Regions from separate parts of the Mus musculus genome. Here region 1 is linked to region 2. The links are chromatin loops, found by intact Hi-C in ENCODE. Cell type or tissue: heart. All regions are shown on one strand.

Region 1 (2,500 bases), 240 kb before region 2:
GTGATCCATGCTGTCATCCGCTATCCCACGGAAGTCATTTCATATCCTTTCTGTTAGCTGCCCCGTGGTCGCTCATTTCCACTAAGAAAGGAGAGCTTCTTTAGCTACCCCAAGTAGGAACAGATGTGGGCCTCACAAGATAGGAAATTGCTGCAGCCCAACACAAATGACTGCCGTTCCCACAGCAAAGAAAAATCAATTTCCTGTGCCTATTTCTTTCTAAGCAATTCTTCTGAGGCAGAATTAACCATATTTATATCTTAATAATCTCTGGTCATCCATTTTATCTGAAGAGTATTTGAAATATTCTTTCTATTTCCCATCTGACCTGAGCTCCGGGGTAACGGCGTCTTACGTGTAGCTGTTGCCTCCTTCCGGGTAACGGCGTCTTACGTGTGTAGTCTCCTTAGCGCCTTGTACTTACCAGCCAGGGTTCTGGGAGATGATCAAGTTCGCCTGGATCCAGTATGTCAGCATCCTGCTGATCTTCCTCTGGGTGTTTGAAAGAATCAAAATCTTCGTGTTTCAGAACCAAGTAGTGACCTCTATCCCTGTAGCCGTGCCCCAGGGAGAGATACGGAAAGAGCACTTATCCTGAGAAGATACCCCGTCAGGAGCCCGAGGGACCGCGGCTACCTCATTCCTGTCTTCTGAGACCTGCCATCTTACAACATTTCTGCGAAGAGCCCACCGGACACTTTCAGGCCTGCATGTTTCACTTCAGAGACAACGGTTTTTCCAGGGCTGGACTGCACAAAATCCACGCCTTCAAAGCACCGAGGGAACCCACAAACACTAGTTTGTGGAAAGGTCTCAGGGTGGCCGGAGGCTGTGATTTTCGTTTTGTTTTGTTTTGTTTCTGGTTTTGCTTTGCTTTGCTTTGCTTTGGCCTTGAATTTCAGGGAGACAATTACTGTGAGTTCATACATCTTTGAAAGAGCCCCACCTCCGGTCAAGCGAAGAGTCTTTTGAGCTGGGACGCCCTGCGCACTCCTATCTCCTATCATAAGCTAGCCGCTTTCTTAGCCTCCCCAGGGGCTCTCACAAGAAACACGCAAGCCCCGAGTACATTCTACTCCTAGGTATCTACACAGTGCCCATTCAGAACTTTGATTTCCAGAACTGAAGCCTCTTAACTGGAGACCGAAAGGGGGCAGGCCAGGACCTAAATACAAGCGGCTCAGAACCGCGTGCTTGCTGGCGGGTAACTTAAGGGCAGGAGGACCAGACACCTGCCCTCAGGCTAATAGGTGGGGGTCTGTCATCAGCTCAGCTGAACGGCCCTCTGTTCCTGGTGCGGCTGGCTCTGTGCCCTGTTTCTTGCCCTCTGTCTGTGCCCCTGGGATGGCGGCTGGAGTCAGAAGCGCCTGCTTCATTCAGTCCGTCCGCCTACCCCCTCCCTGCACCAGGGGAGGATGGTGGGCTTCTAACAACTGGTTCTTTCTCCCTGGCTCTCACCCAACAGCCTGGCCACTCCTCCTTGATGGCCTTCCCCCTTTCTGAAAGGATGTGGGTGACAGAGGGGTTGTTGTTGGCATTGGCTTCCACTGCCTGACAACCGCAGGGTTTATTTGGAGGCTGAGCTGAAAACTCAGTTGTTTTGCAGTTCCCTTGATTAAGGAACAGAGTACTTAACAGAGGGGAGGCTCTGGGGGAAGGCATGAGGAGGGTGAGGAAAGAGGCTGAGCAGAGCATCTAAGCCAGCCTGGCCATTAAAGGAGTGACAAGAAGCCTAGCCAGATAGCCCTGTAATCTATAGAGGTATGTATCTACAAAGACATCTACTCTGCATCCAAAACTGTTATTTGGCCCCGTTCCTTCCCCTAGCAAGTGTGCTCTCCTAAAAAACTCTGCCACATCATTAGCCCTGCCCTGAAAGGACTTCCCTACCCCATCCCCCATGCCTCCAGGTCTAACCACAAACACTCCTCACCACGTGCCTCAGTTTACCTTGGAGACATCCTTCTGTCAGGCTGAGCAAAGTAAGAATTTTGAAAATAAAGCTATTTTGAGTATTCAGGGAGAAAAACTCTCTGGTACTAGTTTCTCCGACTTAACACAGCTGATTATGTGCCTGAGTGGGGTTTTTTTTTTTTTCTGAAGATATACATGAAAAAAATGGTCTCTGATTTCAATTTCAAAAAGGTTATGAGATGTGGCTCAGTTGGAAGAGCGCTTGCCTGGCACACTTGGAGCCCTGTGTTCCATCCCCAGCTACACATAAACCTTTATGGTGGTGCAAGCCTATAACCCCGGTGCATTGTGGGTGGAGGCAGGAGCAGAGAAATTCAGGATCATCCTTGAGTTAGAGCCCAGCCGGGGACACTTGAGACCCTATCTCAATAAAATAAGGAAATGGGGTTGGGGCATGATCAGAAGTATATTGTATGGAAAAAAGATAGCAAGACACAGAAAGATGACCAAAGATACTTTGCATTAAATTAAACTATCCTGTGCAAAAATTGTACTGAGAACTCAATGATGTTTTATAACTTTCTAA
Region 2 (2,500 bases):
GAGGAAGGAAGGCACACACCTCTCTCCGATCTGGATCTTGTTTGTTTGTTTGTTTGTTTTGTCTTTTGTTTTTTTAAGACAGAGTTTCTCTGTATAGCCCTGGCTGTCCTGGAACTCACTCTGTAGACCAGGGTGGCCTCGCACTCAGAAATCCTTCTGCCTCTGCCTCCCAAGTGCTGGGATTAAAGGCGTGCGCCACCACTTCCCAGCACCCTACTGGATTCTTTAATGGCTTTTATTACTTGATCACTAATATCTTTTGTTTACTAGGCTTATTTTTGCCTGTTTTGAATCTTGCCCACGTCCACCAATGTTCCTATTTCTAACAGAATCTGTAATCCCAATGAGTGGGCTTTCTTTTCAAGTATTTTCTCATTATAACTCTACTAGAGCAGAGGGAAGGGATCCAAGTCTCAGAATCAGGCAGATGGAAGTGGTGGGTGAGCCCGTGGAAGAGCCCCACAGGCCCGAGCACCAGGGAAACACTTCGTCTTTTCATGACATCCAGAGGAGACTTGGAGGAACAGGATGGGAATCAGGGGGTGTCCTTCCCATTGTCCCTGGCTCCTCACTTGCACCTGACCCCCGTATTCTGAGGACGAAGAAGCTGTTTGAGGTGGGCCTGGGGCCGGCACCTCCTACCCAAGGTGTCAGAGTGAGGAGAAACAGCAGGTTCAGGCCCTTTCCTTCCCATTTGATCTTCCCACAGCCCAGCCTCAGCCTCAGCCACTGGCCACAGCCCTGACCACAGCTCCTGGTTCAAATCGGCTTCCTCTCCATTGTCTCTGGGTCGTTCTGGGTGAGGCAGCCAGAGTTATACTAGCCCAGCCTGCTGGTAAGCATGGCTGGGATCCTTTCTGCATTTCTCAAAGTTCTTCACAATACTTTTTCTCTTCCCTGTAGAATATTAGATGTTTTGATGGTATGGCGTTGAGGCGAAGGCTGCCAGGACAACTTAGTCACTCAGGACATGAAACAGCCTTGGTTTGGGGTGGAATTTGTGAAAAGTAAAACAAAAGGTGAAAGGCCAAGCAGAGAAGAAGCAAGACTTGAAATAAGGCACCTCAAAGATCACAACCAGGCCAGGTGTAAGGTGTAATTAATATAAAACCAGAACAGCAAACACAAACCTAGGTCCATTTCTCTCCAGGCAAGGTCCTTCTGGCGGAGGCTGAACATAGCAGTTCTGAGATAGGGTTGCCACCTGGTGGTCAGTATTAAAACTGCAGTCATTTTCTAACCCAGTTCTGTACTTTATCAAAAAATAGGTGACCTGCAGGGCGGTGGTGGTGAATGCCTTTAATCCCAGCACTGGGGAGGCAGAGGCAGGTGGATTTCTGAGTTCGAGGCCAGCCTGGTCTACAAAGTGAGTTCCAAGACAGCCAGGGCTACACAGAGAAACCCTGTCTGGAAAAAACCAAAAGGAAAAAAAAAAATAAATAGGCGACCTAATTTTAAAAATGTATTTACTCCAATATACTCTAATATCATCATTTCAACATTAAACCATTTGAATTTTATTTTGAAATTATGAATTTGATAGTTTGCAAGAGAGTTCTTTGACCCTGAGTATAAGTTGTATCTCTAACACATCTATCTCTATTTACCTGATAACTTCTCATCAAATACACTTGCTCTGTACTTAACTATTACAAAACTTACACTTGGAAGGCAGAGTTGGGGTGGTTGTGGTGTCTCATGTATGGAATCCCAGCACTACAGAGGCTGAGAAGGGTGAGGGGAGTGGGGTTTAGTTGAGCCCAGATTACCCTGAGTTCAAGGGTAATCTGGGGCTGGAGAGATGGCTCAGAGCACTGTGCCCTTCCACCAGACCTGAGCACCCACATGGGGACTCACAACTGTCTGTAATTCTGGTTCCAGGAGACGTGGTGCCCTATTCTGAAGTCAAGGCCAGCCTGGGGTATGTAGGCTGGAGTTACAACATGAACCTGTCTCAAACCAGAAAAAAAACTCAAGGAAAAGAAAAAACAGACTCATATTCCCAAATTCATCCAAATATACATAACAACTAGGGAAAAAAATACCGGCTACCATGTGCACACCTGTAATCCCAGCACTTGAGAGGCAGGTGGAATTTTGTATGTTCGAGATCAGCCTGGTCTAAATAGTAAGTTCCAGGACAGCCAGGGCTAGAGAGAGATCCCGTCTCAAAAACAAAACAAAACAAAACAAAACAAAAACCAAACAAGCCAATTAGGGGCTGCTGTGACTGGCCTGCCTGTTTCCAGTCAGCCCATGTTAATCAGGCCTCGCTCTCATCCCCACTCAGGTGACCTTGCTTTCTACCAGCTGAAAATATATAAACCCAGCAGTCAAGCCTTATCCAGGAAGCGCCTGCGTTCACCCAGGGTACGATGTTACAACAGCGGCTCCTGTACAAGTACTGCAGGAGGTGGAGCTAGCTGTGTTTTGTGGGTGGCAGAGAGCCTTCCGCTGGCCATTCTTTTAAAGAGAATACAGCTGAAGGGCCTGGTCTTGG

What was found. Peaks named below come from ENCODE experiments on the same cell type or tissue, not always from the same donor. Only the 100,000 strongest peaks of a DNase experiment are listed, where the experiment ranks them.
Region 1: it touches region 2 in a loop (2.4-fold over the local background); 3 of 42 quality-filtered maps call a loop at or near these places.

What each region holds. Positions count from the first base shown.
Region 1 is chr8:111,912,030-111,914,529 of GRCm38, reverse strand. Tmem231 (transmembrane protein 231) reads left to right here. Exons shown (of 7, transcript NM_001033321.2): 6 at 1-41; 7 at 421-2,500. The coding sequence ends at 598. Gm36531 (a long non-coding RNA gene) reads right to left here and starts at 424. Exons shown (of 3, transcript XR_879201.2): 1 at 329-424. In heart, a CTCF peak has its summit at 1,149; no DNase peak of the experiment used is centred here; H3K27me3 peaks cover 255 bases.
Region 2 is chr8:111,676,984-111,679,483 of GRCm38, reverse strand. No RefSeq gene overlaps it. Among named protein-coding and RNA genes, the nearest start is that of Mir7076, 11 kb to the left of the region's middle. In heart, a CTCF peak has its summit at 1,200 (motif pointing left); no DNase peak of the experiment used is centred here.